2 separate regions of the Mus musculus genome follow, and region 1 is linked to region 2. Evidence: chromatin loops called from intact Hi-C (ENCODE). Cell type or tissue: heart. All regions are shown on one strand.

Evidence for each region. A loop is a pair of places that touch in the nucleus more often than their neighbours do. Peaks named below come from ENCODE experiments on the same cell type or tissue, not always from the same donor. Only the 100,000 strongest peaks of a DNase experiment are listed, where the experiment ranks them.
Region 1: it touches region 2 in a loop (2.1-fold over the local background); 4 of 42 quality-filtered maps call a loop at or near these places.

Annotation. Positions count from the first base shown.
Region 1 is chr3:96,779,378-96,787,377 of GRCm38, reverse strand. It overlaps Rnf115 (ring finger protein 115), which reads right to left. Exons shown (of 9, transcript NM_026406.3): 5 at 3,659-3,730; 6 at 2,313-2,385; 7 at 1,354-1,447. Among named protein-coding and RNA genes, the nearest start is that of Cd160, 31 kb to the left of the region's middle. In heart, no CTCF peak of the experiment used is centred here; no DNase peak of the experiment used is centred here.
Region 2 is chr3:96,726,169-96,734,168 of GRCm38, reverse strand. It overlaps Polr3c (polymerase (RNA) III (DNA directed) polypeptide C), which reads left to right and starts at 6,730. Exons shown (of 15, transcript NM_028925.1): 1 at 6,730-6,820. Rnf115 (ring finger protein 115) reads right to left here and starts at 6,558. Exons shown (of 9, transcript NM_026406.3): 1 at 6,259-6,558. The coding sequence starts at 6,360. In heart, a CTCF peak has its summit at 4,585; a DNase peak (open chromatin) is centred at 6,548; H3K4me3 peaks cover 2,960 bases; H3K27ac peaks cover 2,486 bases.

The DNA of each region.
Region 1 (8,000 bases), 53 kb before region 2:
CCCTGATGATGATCAAGGAGGAAGCATTTGAGGAGAACTGCCCCTTAAGAGACTCTTCCTCCCTTCTCCTCCCTCCCATCCCTCATCCTAACTCCAGCTCTCACTCAACGTCACGGCTGCGACAACCAACAGCCTTCCAGGCAGCATCCCAACTCTAACTCTAGCAATCCAAATACACACAAAACCTCACACCAGCTGACTCCCCTAACACCAACCTCAAGACAGTCCCACTCAGTTCTACGTGGACTCTCAGCTAGCACCTCAAAATCAATAAATTCAGAATTAACTGTCACAGCATCTCAGCAGACCCAGGGCCAGTTCATGATTGTCCATCACTGATGGTGGCAGTGCTGCCTTTATAAAGCTCTGGAACCTTACAATCACCTTTAATAATCCTTTGCCTCCTTCATCTTACTATGTAATCAGTAATAAAACTAACTCTTTTTAAAATTGAACTTTTCTTTCTTCCTTGCTTGCTTGCTTATCTCACAATGTAGTCCTGGCTAGCCTAGAACTCACTATGTAGACCAGGCCAGCCTTGAACTCAGAGATCTTCCTGTCTCTACCTTGATAGTGCTGAGATTAAAGTTGTGTGCCTCCATGACAATCGGAAAATCACACCTCTAAATCTGTCTTTTCCTTTCTGTCAGCATTGCAACCATCACTAGAACACAATCTGAACTCCAGGTAGAGTCTCCCCAATTCCCACTTCTGTTCTCTCTCCTCTTCACTGCATCTAACATATTTCCAGGAGAACCTTCCTAAAGATCTCTCACACCCTTGCTCTTCCATCTGAGGACCCCCTATCAGAAGGATGAGGTCATGGAAGAACGCCAGCAGGGCTGTGTTGTTTGTTGATATAAACTATTCTTTTATTAGATGTGGAATGGTCTCTGACTTGAAGAGCAGAGAGACAGTCTGACCAGATAGGGAAAGGGGGGGGGGGGGGCTTGTTTAGAACACCTTCAAACTGCAAGACAAGTTTCAATTTTAGGCGGTAAAAAAGTTTTCAAACCATGTCTCTGTTTACCTGACTGGACCTTACATGTGAAATGAATCCTAGCCTCATATCTGTCTTCTTCCTATGGGATCATAGGCCCAACACTATTTTCTACAGCTTTTTTAATCACTTAGTGAGTTTTGGTTCCAATAGTAAGTTCTTGTACTAATTATAATCAAGTTTTGTACAGACAACTACCTATTTCTTGTGGGACCTAGAAAGCAGGTATGCTAACTAGGTCCTCCATAGCTGGTAGTCAGACAGAAATGTTAGGGAACCATGCCTTTAGAAGAGAAATGCACTGAGTGATCAGATGTCATAGGAAGACAGAACAAATATGAAAGTAAACTTACTGACTTGTTCCTGAGTTACTGTAACTGTTGGGAGAGATGTGATCTTCTCCTTGTCGGCTGGAGGGGGACCCGTGTTTTCCAGCTGTCCTAGAAGCTACAAAAAGAAGATGCAGCAATGCTCATTAGCTCCGTAATTGGGGAGAGCCTTTCCAGCTGAGGACAGACAGTAAGGCACTAAGAATGCTCGCTGCTCTTAACTTGTGCAGGACTCCTACCCGGGCTGGAACACTCAGAGCTGCTTTCCAATGTCAGAGTGACACCAGTGTAAGTCATGATTATAAGGAAGACTCGTAACTGAAGTTGGGCATAAAGCACATTTAAGATACCAAAAGAGTTGTGATGTCCTGGATAAAATTATAACTTAATAAAAACCAATATAAACTGATTAGAATTTTTATTCAGTCAGAAGGAAGGCGTGGGAGTATGGAAAGCAGCAAAAAGCCAAGAGATGGATATATTACTGACTATGAGAACACTTAGAAATAAACAACGTGCTTTCTATTCTCAACAGTCCACAGGAAAATGAAAACCAATCAGGTAACAATGAGCATAAACAAGTGGAAGCATTATACTGCATGGGAAGCTCTCATCTCTGCTTCCTTCCTCTACTCTGCTTGGTCTGGCAGAAACCCCTGCTAACACGGGAGACCCTATTCTTCCGTGAAATGTCTGTTTTTCACAGGACTGAACAAGAGGACAAATTACAATGAACTTCTTGTTACAGGAAAAGTATTTACTTCTTCCAGTGGTAAAGTCATCCTCTAGAAATCCTGGGATGCCTAGTAGGAACATGGAAATTATGGATGCCCATAGCCCATCCATCCTCTTAGTAAAAACAGAAACCCAAAAGCTCACACTATCTGTGAGAGAAGAGTGACTAACATTTCAGAAAGTAGCAGGAGTCTGTGGAACCATGAGACACATCAAACAGACACCCTCTCAAAAAGACAGCTCCTCACCTGGGTTACAATGGCATCAAGGCCTGTCTGACCCCAGGCATAGTCCCCAGGGTTGGAGTGCAGCATCCCGCTCCTATACGGGAGATGAGACAGACAGGATTAGGTGGGTGACCAGGCTCTCTGCCAGAATACAGTGGATCTAGCAGTGGAGTACTGCTCTCTCTGAGCTCCAAGTCACTAGCCCTCTACAATCCAGAGGCAAGCAAAGTCTCTGTATTTGAAAAGTTAAACAGATTATTTAGAGAGATGCTTTTATTCTCAACAATTTCTTCCCTAGCTGGAACAAAATGTGATACCCTCTAGCTGCTACAGCACTCTGTGCTTTTTTTTTTAAAGTGTGTTTTGGCTGGCCCAAATCTACAGCAGACTTCCCTCATTCAAAGAGGCGGCATGTGCCCTGCACAGTAAGGACTTTTGGTAGAAAAGCAGTCACAACAGTTCCTGTGAATCGTGGCTCAGCACTTACAAAGGGACTTGGCCAGACTTCTTTCTTGGTGCTGTTGGTGCAGTGCCTTGGGTGACAGGCACAGGCTCTAGCTAGGCCACACCTAAAGTTACCAGAGGCTGTAAAGTGGAGTAGATGAGGGAAGGACTGGACAGAAAGTCCTTCTGTGGCAATATTAGAAACCGCAAATAACTGCAGGAAAGATGGCTTTAGGAAGACACTGTCTGCAAGCCCTACCATACCTAAGTGTCACTGAAACTGAACTAAGTGTGGCTTTGTTTTTTTGAGAAACTTTCTTACTTTAAGAAAAGAAGGTAGGGCTGGAGAGATGGCTCAGTGGTTAAGAGCACTAACTGCTCTTCCAGAGGTCCTGAGTTTAATTCCTAACAACACATGGTGACTCGACTCACAACCATCTGTAATAGGATCTGATGTCCTCTTCTGGTGTGTCTGAAGATAGCTACAGTGTACTCATGATATATAAAATAAATAAATCTTTTTAAAAAATGTTTAAAAAAAAGAAAAGAAGATAAAATGATATGTTGATCTCAACTTCAGGAATTCTTTCTGTGTGGTCCATAAGAAAAACTTGCAAAACAGATCCGAAGCCTGGCAGGGACCATCTCATTCCCCACCCAATATAACTCAAACCAAGACAGAAAACAACCAGGCATGACAGCAACATCTTAGGGGACCAGGCCAGCTGCCCTGAACATCAACAAGGAAAACTGAGTTCTGACTGAGTTTGGTTTGGTTAAAAAAAAAAAAAAAAGTAATCCAATATCCCAGGCACATCCACATACTCACCTATGCAAGTTTTCTTTCTATATGGTACAGAAATGCTAGCACCTAAAATGGTACTATTCAAGTAATGCAATATAGAAAAAGAATGGTCACTTACCAAGAAAAGGGGTGTGGGGATCCAGGAATGGCAGAATTTGCAAAGAATCCTGCAAAGATCTGTTGTATTATTCTGTTAAGAGAGGAAAAGTGAGATAAAATAGCACATAAGAAGTATTCCACAGGGCTGGTGAGATGGCTCAGTGGGTAAGAGCACCCGACTGCTCTTCCGAAGTTCAGGAGTTCAAATCCCAGCAACCACATGGTGGCTCACAACCATCCATAACGAGATCTGACTCCCTCTCCTGGAGTGTCTGAGGGCAGCTTCAGTGTACTTACATATAATAAATAAATAAATCTTTAAAAAAAAAAGTATTCCACAGATAATTGTGGCTGACTAGACAACAATCAACACTCCAATAGTTTCCACTGCTTGTTATACAAAAGACACCAACAGAAATCAGTCCATTACCTATGGTACATCTGTTCATTGTTGCTCTTTGTGAGTTCTGCAATTTTTAGACTAACAAAAATTTTTAAATTAGGTTAGAAAATGACCTGATGTTATGATGTGGCTTTCAAAATATTTCCTTGGATCTTTGACACCAGGATGAGAAAGGGTCCAAAGGATGCTGCCCCAATGGAGTTCTGGACCCATTTCCTTTTTTAAAGGGGCATTAAGCTAATCAACATAACTTCAGTTATGTTGATTATCAGCCAATATCAGACTATTAGACAAATATGCCTACAAATTATCCAATATTTCTCTCCCTTCAAACTTGGTTAGACTTAGTGATCAACTTCTAGATAAGATATGACTGAAGTGACTGTGGCTTGCAAGATTATAATACCAAAAGTTATCATGATTTCTTTCCTTCTCCCTCTATCTATATTAGATCATCTACTCTAAAAGAGCTGCCAAGTCACGGGGACGGGGAAAGGGCTCTATGAAGAGACACATATGGTGAGCAAGCTAAGGCTCCTGCTAATTTTCAAGAGAAAGAGCCATCTCAGAAGCAGGTCTTCTATGTCCAGTTCAAGTATTCAAATAACTATCCCACAGAAGGCATGCTAGCTATGACCTAACTGGAACCCTTCGCCAGAACCACCTAGCTAAGCTGTTCCTCAATGCCAGAGCTGCAGAAAGAATGAGACGGCAAATGTAGGCTGGGGTAACTCACACAAGGCCCTCCTGCTTACTAGGAGCGCGTGGAGTCAGTTACCACACTGGTGAACTGACAAGCAGGTAAACAGTGAGAAAGCAGCGGCAGCCCCTGAAGCTCTGCAGGCAGCCTGTTACAAATGCCGAGTCTGCCAGGGTCACCTCCTTAGCAGGGCTCATTCTCATTCTGCTCCTCACCCTCTAAAAGTCAGAAGTTGGCTCAGCTTTATCGGAAGTACCAAAGAGAGACTGCTCAGAGCGGTCCCAGTAAGTTTTGTTCAGAAATTACCGTCAGCTAATAGACACACTCTTTATACTGACTTTTCTGTTATAGTTCTTGTGGTTACATAATTTCTTTTTAAAGGTAAATGTTAAAAGTATGTAAAAGTTTGCACTTTCAACTAGTCTACAGAAGAGCAAAATAATCCCACAAATGTAGAGGGGAGTCCCACGCTGAGCCCACAGGAGACTCCTCACACAGTTCCATGGTGTGCCTGGCTCATTCTCCCAGGCCTGGTCTCTGAGTTCTGTTTTCTTTTTTTCCTTTTCTTTCTGTTGTTTTTTGTTTTTCCTTGAGGCAAGATCTCATTGTGTAGCACAGCTTAATACTTGCTATGGAATACAGAGGGCTTCAAACTCACAGCAATTCCTCTGCCTTAGTTTCTTAAGTGGTGGAAATACAGGTATAGGTTGCCATGCCAAGAAATTCTATTTTTTTTCTTGACTTCTTTTTTTTTTTAATTACGTATTTTCCTCAATTACATTTCCAATGCTGTCCCAAAAGTCTCCCACACCCCCACCCACCCACCCATTCCCATTTTTTGGCCCTGGCATTCCCCTGTACTGGGGCATATAAAGTTTGCCTGTCCAATGGGCCTCTCTTTCCAGTGATGGCCGACTAGGCCATCTTTTGTCTTGACTTCTTCTTATATCCAACTTTGTAAATTAAAATACCACAAACAGGCAATAACTTCCATATTTTATTTCCAGCCAAATGTGCTGTCTGCTCACTACCTGCACTTGACACCTCCAAACACTTCAAACTCACCATGTCCCAAATTACAAAATCACCAATGTTTTCTTCCAAACTGTTCTTCTTAGTGCTTTCCATGTCACAGTGTCCCCACTTTTCTAGTCCCTCAGGCCAGCAACCTTGTGCCCCCCTTTTCTCTTTTTCTGTTACATGCTGTAGCCCATACTCAACGTTACACCCAAGCAAGTCTTTATTATTCTCATCTAAGTCACTGGCGTTTCTAGCTCAGGTTAAGGCAGTGGCTTCTTAGGTCGCTCTCCAACTCTCTCCCTGCCCTCAGTTCTCTACTCTGCTCTACAGAGTGGACAGACATAAATTAAACCTAAGGGTCCACTCAAGTAAAAGCCCTTAGATTCTGCATGTTTGAATATCTACCTTCCCAGCCACAAGCCAAAAACTTCCCTGAGACTTCATCTCCTAATACTCGCCTCACTTAATTCTGCTCCACACCGGTGTATCTCCTTGGGGGCATGTTCTAGCTCTGTCCTTCACTTCCTTTGTTTATTCACATACTTATTTAACCTTTTCAATAAGGCCTTTGCTGAGTCCTTCAGGAACCTTTATGTCTCCCACATCCCTTCTCTCCATTCCCTGCACGCTACCTCACACTCAGCACTGCTCAACACTCAACATTTTGCCTACTTTTCCTCATTAGTACTTAAAATCCACAAAAAGACACTTTTTCATGACTGCATTCACTATTATGTGCACAACATCTAAAAGAACCATTGGTAAGAGGAAAAGCAATGTCTGTTGGATTAATTAAGAGAACCCCCTAGATGGGGACAAACTGGATGTATATGAAGAGATATGTTCATATAAAATATTAATAAAACATGTATATGATTGAGCCTATTTCAACTACATACATTGTGTATGTCTATTTAAAAGTTGGTAAGATTACAATATCAAAGTCTAACTGGGGCTGCTTCTTTGTAATGCTGTCAGTCCCAGATGACCTTGAACTCTGAGATCTCCTTGCCTTAGTCTCCTGGAATTCATAGCCACTATGCCTCCAGATCTCCATGCCAAGATCCAGGTCAGAAACTTGTATCTCCCAGCCTCAAGATTAGGATCACAGGTGAGCCTTCCAATTCTGGATTGTAGTTCATTCCAGATATAGTCAAGTTGACAACCAGGAATAGCCACTACAATCTACCCCTTGTCAACTTGACATAAATAATATCTCATGTCCACATAAAACAATAACAATATGCCTAACATGACGTAACTGTTTCATGTACAGTTGAGATTGCATTTGTAAATTTACAATGGGGCAATATCCCTTGGGAACATTCTTTTAGTATCTCAACTTATATACCAATTGATGTTAAATTGGAAGAATAGGGCTGGTGAGATGGCTCAGTGGTTAAGAGCATTGACTGCTCTTCCAGAGGTCCTGAGTTCAAATCCCAGCAACTGCATGGTGGCTCACAACATCTGTAGTGAGATCAGATACCCTCTTCTGGTGTCTGAAGACTGCTACAGTGTACTTGGATATAAAAAATAAATATTTTTTAATTGAAAGAATAACTATAACAAAATAAAACAAAACTACATCTGGTGCAGCAGCTGCAATCAGAGTTACCACCTGATTTAGTTTTCGATAGTCAACTGTCATTCTCCATGATCCATCTGTCTTCTGCACTGGCCAGATAGGAGAGTTAAAGGGAGATGTGGTGGGAACCACCACCCCTGCATCTTTCAAGTCCTTGATGGTGGCAGTAATTTCTGTAATTCCTCCAGGAATACAATACTGGTTTTTGATTCACTGTTTTCTTTGGCAGAAGCAACTCCAAAGGCTTCCATTTAGTCTTTCCAACCATAATAGCCCTCACTCTACAGGTCAGGGAACCAATATGAGAATTCTGCCAATTTCTAAGTATATCAACCCCAATTATACATTCTGAAACTGGGTAAATGGCCACAAGTTGTGTTCAGGGACCTACTGTGAGTCAGACATCAGTCAAAATTCCATTAATCACCTTTCCTCCATAAATCCCTACTTTAACTGGAGGGCCTCAATGTTTCTTGGGATCGATCTCCTGGGATCATTGTCAATTCAGAACCAGTATCCAATAGACCCTGGAAAGTCTGATTATTTCCTTTCCTACAGTGTACAGTTAGTTACCCTTATAAAAGGCTATATAGGTCCCTCTGGGGAAGAACTGGAGAAAAGACTAGCAGCAGAAATTTTAGGTTTCCTAT
Region 2 (8,000 bases):
TGATTATCCTGCCTCTACCTCCCAAGTGTAATACAGGCATACAGCACCATATCCAGCTAAAGTTAGTAGGGATTGAACCCAAGGCCTTGCACATAGTAGACAGGAGCTCTGCCCATTAAACCATATCTCCAGCCCCTATTACAGCTTCTTAAAGATCCCAAAAGAGCAGTGTGGTATCGGTGGTAGTGGTATTAGTACATCTGTAATCCCAGGAGGAGATAAGAAGTTCTAGACCACTCACCACTATAAGTTTGAAAGTAGCCAATTTACATGTGACCCTCTCTCAAAAAAATAAATTATGGGCCAGCAAGATTGCTCAAAATATAAAGACACTTGCCACCAAATCTGACAACCTGAGATCAATCCCCAGGACCTGAATAATAGAAGGAAGGAACTAAGTCTCACAAGTTGTCCTCTGACCTCCACACATACACCATGGCATAAGCACACTGACACACACACACATACTCACTCTCTTTCTCTCTCTAAATGAATATATAAATAAATAAATAAATGTAAAACAATTTTTAAACAAAATATAAAAAAGCTCTCAAAATACCAACATTATCCCTGATAGATACTAATCATGTAGACAGTACAGATTTTAAGTCACAGATAATAGAGTTCAAGGTAATCCAATGATTAGCATCTTTGAAATTTATCTCAAATCAATAATTTTTCCTCTAGTTTAGTAGTATGAATTTTTGAAGAAGGACACCACTTAGCTCCCCTTATTATGAGATGATCAGAATGTTTTCCTACATTGGAGCCATTGTAAGTACAACACAATGATTAATACCTGGGTAAGTAGCTGGGAAAGAGCCAAATAAGATAGCATTACTTACTAAAAAGGACATTTATTAGCTCAAAGAAGATGATATAACAGAGAACTAGGAAGTGAGAAGCCCACCAGTCCCTTCTGGATGAGCCAGAGGTGAGCAACATCCCAGCAGACTTTAATTAGACTTGTCTTTCATCTGGATTTCCATGGAACACTTAAGAACCACATTAGTCTCATCAAAATGCAAAGCAGGCTACTCTGCTACATAATTATCACTCTGGAACTCCACCTTGAAAGAGCATAATTTAAAGAAGAATGGGGTACTGATAGTATGCGGGAGAAAGCACACCTTTACACCCCTTCAAACAGTCCTGCGTGGGGTTCTGTCCATCACTGTAGTGTAGTAACTCTATTAGTTTTGGCCCCATATTTGCCTCTCAATAAAATAGTGAGATAAATTAAAAGCTTCTGGAAATTTCCTTCAAATATTTCTTCTATCATCTGATGATTGATACACACACACACACACACACACACACACACACACACACACCACACACATAAAATGTCATTCTACCCTGTCAATCTGGAGCTGGGCAGTGGCACAAACCTTTAATCCCAGCAGTCAGGAAGCAGAGGCAGGCAGATCTCTGTGAGTTTGAGGACAGTCTGTTCTACATAGTAAGTTCCAGGACATCCAGAGCTACATAGTGAGACCCTTTCTCACAAAAGGAGAGAGACAGACAGACAGACATGAACTATGCAGGAGCAGCTCTACCATCCCAGCACTCTGGAGGCAGAGACAGGAGGATAAGGCCAGCCTGATCTACATATTAAGCTCCAAGACAGCCAGATCTACAGAGAGACCTTGTCTCAAAACAAAAATACCCACCCCCAATCCCAAGTATGCTACTTACCACTTTTTGCTAGAATTATTTTCATCATAAATATGAAAACTCATCTAGAAGAGCAATTCCTACATGATTCATTTAAGAGAGTCCTCTTTGAGGCATAAGGAGGTAATAGGGCTACTGAATATACTTTTCTTTTTAAATTCCCTTTAATGCTTTTTTCTCATTCCATGGTACCATATTTCTAAAGTAACCTTCTGTCCTCTTCTTGGGATCATACAAATTAAAGACAACCAGTTAAGAGAGGGGAGATGAGGAAGAGCAGTGAGAAATATTCATTCCCACCAAACGAAATGACCTCAGCTCACATGACTGACCACATAGCATTAGGGATACTTCATTCTCAGTCCAAAGTAATGAACCCTAAAGTTTGTTAGGTACATGTAGCCTCCAGAGAAAAATGATAAACAAAACCTAAGGGCAGTTTCAGGGATAGCTTTGGATAAGCTACTGCAGTTGCCTTTCAGTACTTAAAAATATATCAAGAAATAGGCGCAGTTGATGGAATGCTTGCCTGGCATGAATAGGCCCTGGGTACCACATAAACAAGGCGTAACAACAGCATATGCTTTATCTAACACCTATATCCTAGCATTTGTGAGATGGGGCAGGAGGACCAGAAATTCAAGGTCATACAGAATTTGAGGCTAGCTTGAGCTATGTCAGAATCAATCAATCTCTCTCTCTCTCTCTCTCTCTCTCTCTCTCTCTCTCTCTCTCTCTCTCCCCCTCCCTCTGACTCTCCCCCTCCCCTTCCCCTCTCCTTTCCTCTTCTCTCCCACTCTTCTCTCCAACATATAGGAAGGAAGGGAGGGAGGGAGGGAGAGGGGAGAAGGATGGAGGGACAGAGGGAGGTGGGGTGACAAACACACCCTAGATTGGGAAGGGAGAAGAAGGGAGAAGAAACAAGAGCTGTGACCCTTATAAGCTCTCAATTGTAGAATACTTGCTTAGCATGTCTGAGACCTAGAGTTCAATCCACAGGCCCACCCACCCCATAAAGCAAAGATAAGGCTAATGTAAGGTGGTGTCCAGTCAGTGCATTAGTAAGTGACGGTTCTGGACATCCAGCTATTACAAGGGTCAGTGTCCTCTCAGTATCCACTAGGGTTGTGAACTCAGTTAAGACAATGAGAAACTGTATCCATGATACATTGAGTCTGCTTATCCTCAAAGGACAGTCAGATTCCCCACACCATTCACCCGATTTAAGGAATTATGCATGCCTACTTAGTCTGGGTCCCTGCAATGAGATTCAAGTCTACAATAGAATTTATCTTTTTCAAACCCTCCCACGTGCCCTCTATAGATGTAACCCTATGAAGACCATGTCAGCAGGGTTTGAGTCAGTTCACCAATCACAGCAGGGTTTGAGTCAGTTCACCAATCACAGCAGGGTTTGAGTCAGTTCACCAATCACAGCAGTGTTTGAGTCAGTTCACCGATCACAGAGACAGACTTGTACTCAACTGACTTGTATTTTCTGATAAACGTTTCCAAGATAACTGCCTGAGACTACAGACTTAAAATGCCCACGAAACAAAATCAAAGCCACTAGCTCCCACATAAATCAAAACTAAATCTGGCCAGGCATAGTGCCACACACCTTTACCCTCAGCACCGGAGTAAGGCAGAGGCAAGAGGATCTCTGAGTTCAAGACCAGCCTGGGCTATATATTGAGTTTTTTAGGCCAACCAGGCTTATGCAGTAAAACTCTGTCTCAAAAAACAACAGCCAGACACAGTGGCATCCACCTTTAACCCCAGTACTTGGGAGGCAGAGGCAAGATTTTTCTGAGGGTTGGAGGCCAGCCCAGGCTACAGAGCTAGTTTCAGGACAGCCAAGGCTACCTAGAGACCCTGTCTCAGGAAAAGCAGTAAGTCTGACCTTATCACACCTTTTCCTGAAAACACAGAACAACACTGATTAGCTACTTACTGAGCACCACAGTGACTAAAAGTAACATAGACGTTAAAAACAGCTAAAGCAGCAGACTCAGTGAAAATCATGTGAGACAGGGCTGGCTCGCCAAGCCTCCCCCTCTGAGTTTGACCCCCACAAGATCCATGTGGTAGAAGGAGAGAACTAACATCCAAAAGCTGTCTTCTGGCCAGTGGCACTATGGTACACATTCATACACATAAACACACACAACAAACAAATGAAAATAAAAACTGAAAAGAGGAAGATAATATATGTTAAACTCAAATAGTTTGATTTAGCCATTCCATGATGTACTCATATCAAATATGATGTACTCCATAACTACAATTCCTCCTGGTCTTGCATATTCTCAAGCTAAATTATACCTATCCTTGAAAATTCAATCTAATTCCATCCACCTCATATGTCATAGGTCTCCAATAACACCGATTCAACCATGTCTTCCTTTCTGAAACTGAAACCATGTATTATCTGTCCTCATTTATTTTGCTGCAGTGACTTTGGATAGACTACACAGGGTAATTCCACTAACAGTCAGGTTGCTGGGGTTGGAGTGTAGGGGTGTTACCTGTAATTCCAGTAACAGGAGGCTCAGACAGGAGGTTCTTGAGTTCAAAACTAACCTGAACTATATAAGACAGTTTACTGATAGAGCTCTTACTTACCTAACAAGTACGAGGGCCTAGGTCAGCCCTCAAACCTACGTTGCAAGTGACACTGCATCCATTTTAGTTTATCTAAGTAGATTCTGCAAAGGCTGCACAAGGATGAAAATCACCTAACTGTATTTCTCAGAACTTGTCCCCATCCTTAAACAACGCATGATGATTGCTAATTTTTCCATGTTTGCCTTGTCTTTCAAAAAAAAAAAAAAAAAAAAAAAAAACCTAAAACTGCAGTCCTTAAGATCAAGACCACATCTGCTTTCACTCACCGCTAGGGCATCCTGTAGAGAACCCTGTCTTTTGCAGGCAGCCTTTGGTTATATTACACACTGATAAGCTTCAACTTACAAGTCAGGCTTAACAAGCAATGAGTCAGAGTTAAAAAAACAAACAAACCAGCAAAGATCATCCATTCGTCTAACTAAGTCTTATAAAAATACCTAAAAAGCCTTAACCAAATTATCCTTTTGAAGTGAAGATTTCAGGTAAGAAAAAGAAAAAGACATTTACATTATGTCTTCTCACTCTGAAAGGCAAATCCTTGAGTGCACACTTACAGATCCAAGGGCTAATGTTTTAAACAGGGCATCCATCACATTCAATAACATGTCACTGATCTTACACACACAGTGGCTCAATTCCAGACTCCCTCTCTAGAGTGTGAGTTCTAATATATGCTGGGGGAAAAAACTTTCCCAAGTTGAAATATGGCAGACAGCACATCAGCATAAAGCAAAGGCAGCAAATGAAACCAACCCACAGTAGATATAGCTAATTATGACACAGAAACTTAGTCGGCCTTCTCTTAAGAGTGTATTCAAAGCCAGGAATGGCGGTGCACACTTTTAATCCCAACCCTAGGAAGGCAGAAGCAGACAGACCTCTGTGAGCTCTAGGCCAGCCTGATCCGAATAAGCAAGTTCCAGGACAGCCAGGACAACATGGTGAGACTTTGGTGCAAAAAGCAAACAAAAAACAGAAAGACACCATGTATTCAAGATACTGTGATTATAAAATAAATTATGACATAGCCACTCGTTTTAAGAAATGTCGCCACCGAACAAGAAAAAGGCTTATTATAATTGGGGGCGCTGGCACTGGCTAGCATGCTGCAGAAACCTTTTCTTAAAGCATAGCCCTACCTCTCTATTGGCTGACAGCCTGGCAGAGCCAATTTTATATCAGAGAAAGCAGTCCCAACATTCTGTTCTTTTTTTGTTTTCCTGGGCAGAAAAAAAAAAAAAATGGAGGGGGTGGGCTAGGAAAGTGGAGCTAAAGACACTGGCAACGTGATATCCAAAATAAGTTGAGACAGTACGTCCTACCTTCTTCCCAAAGCCATTTCCTTCGATAGCAACAGGGAGCGCAGTCTGCAAGTCATTGGTACACTGCTATTTTCACTTTCACAAGAACCCAAAAACCACTGAAGAACAAAATCTCCCTCTTCCCTGTTACCTTCCAAACCTCCTCTTTCTGTACTTCAACAAAACCTACTAAGAAGTCCTCAGCAATATGCTATTTCGGCTCACTGAGGATGCAGAAGGGGGGAGGATCTGGTTGAGAAGTGGGAAGAAAAATAAAGAGTAGGTGAGCCGCAAAAACGGAAAGAGTACAGGGGATAGGTCATCGCGAAAAGACAAGGAAGGGGACTGAGAGCAAATTGGACGCAGATTTGCCCGAGAATTCACCGAGGAGACAAAAAAAGATGGGGGTGGTATTAAAGAGCGGAAGCGAAATGAGGGGCTGATTGGAGACGCCGCGGAAATGAGGGATAGGCAGGACCCTGGCCCTGATGCCCAGGGTTTGCGACCAGTGCCCGGAGACAGCGGGCAGCAGGTACCGAGAACACCGGTGTCAAGGGAATCACGGGTGTGCGGGCAGCCTAAGACCCGGTTTCCAGCCCTAGGAGCCAAGGACCTACGCGGCGCCGGAGCGCGGGACACACGGGGCTCTTACCGGTAGTTTGGGATTGACCTCGCCCTTACAAAAGTGGCAGAAGAAACGGTGTGCGGCGACAGCGGAGCCCGCGTCCGCCCCCGCCGCCGAGGCCTCCGCCATGTTTCGCCTCCGCCGAGGATGTCCGAAAGGGCGGCCGGCGGTCCCTCCCCAGGCCGCTACCTCCCGTGCTGCGGTCGCCACCGCCGTCGCCGCCTCCTCTGGGCGGCCCGCCGCTCCGAGGCCCGCAAGGGTCACGTGAGTCCGCCCGGCCCCGAGAGGCCCGCCCGCCAGCGGCCACGCGACCCGAGGCCCGCCTCCCGGCACCAAAGGCAGAGGAGAGCCCGCCCGCCGGCACCTCAGACAGCCCCTGGCCGGTCCTCCAGCCTCCCAACGAGAGGAGAGAAAGAGCGTCCCCGGAAACCACCGACACTGTCGGCTAGAGCGGCCCGTGCTCTGACCCTTCCGCGTCCGCCTGGATGGTGCTCTACTTCTAAGAAGGGGCGATGGGAAGCTCATGAGCTGAGGCTGCTGGCCTCGGGAGGACAACATTTGGAGCTTCTAAATTAGCCCCGACCCTGAGGTTAGTGAAAACGCTGCCGGAATGAGGAGGCCCTGACTCAGGGCCAAGAAACAAAGTCCGGAACAGAAACTTGCATGAAGGGAGAGGAGCCAGGAAATGCATTCAAGGATGGCAACTGGTCTAAGGATGTTTCTCCAAAGACGTGTGTGTGGCTAAGTGAAATAGTCTTCTCTGCGACACTGTGGCAAGAGGGACAAAAATTTAGGTTCGAGAGAGTTGGAGCTTGTGATAGGGAGGTAATTTCAAAATCAACTACACCCATTCCTGCTTGTGTCTCATGATGTAAAAATTTAATATGGTTCTCAATGGAACATAACTTCATCTCCTAATTGAAATACCCTAAGAAGCTCTTTTTTTACTTTATCTATCTAAGTCGTGGTTTATGGCTTGGGAATAAGTTGTACCCCACTGGGTCATGAGCCTTAGGTCTTTGTATCTGTGACAGAAAGTTATTCGCACTTTCCCTCCCCCTTTGCTTTTAAAGGTCTCACTCTGGACCAGATTTGCTTGGTATTTATTATGTAGCCCAGGCTGGCCTTCAGTTTATGACAGTCTTCTAGCTTTAGTGCTGGAAATACAGATGTTAGCCACCATACCGAGATGAATCCAGTCTTTAAAGATTATTGGAACCACAAACCACATATATTCCCATTAAAATAAATGGCATATATAGGGGAGGATGGCTTGCCTTTTTTTTTTTTTTTTTTTTAATTTTAATAGGATCTCATGTAGCCAACCTGGTTTTGAACTCAATATGTAACCATGAGCTCCTGACCCTCATACTTCCACCTCCTAAGTGCTGAAATTGTAGGCTTGCACCACCATACCTGGCTTTAGAAAACAAATTTGATGTCTAGTTTTCTAGTTCTTTGTTTTGGTGGGTGGTGGGTGTATTACCCACCAGAGTCTTGCTGTATAACACAGGCTGGCTTTGAACTCACTTTGTGCCCAGGTTGACCTGGAACTATTGATTCTTTGACTTTGGTCTCCTGTGTGCAAGAATTACAGGCAGTGTACACCATCATATCTGACCATTGCAATTACTAAATGACAACACATTAGGAATATTTTATGGTAGTTATATTGTATGAAGTCATTTTAAATGTTGGCATAGTATACTCTCTTAAGGTTATACTATAATTTATTGATAGATGCTAGATTATTTATGTCAATGCCAGTA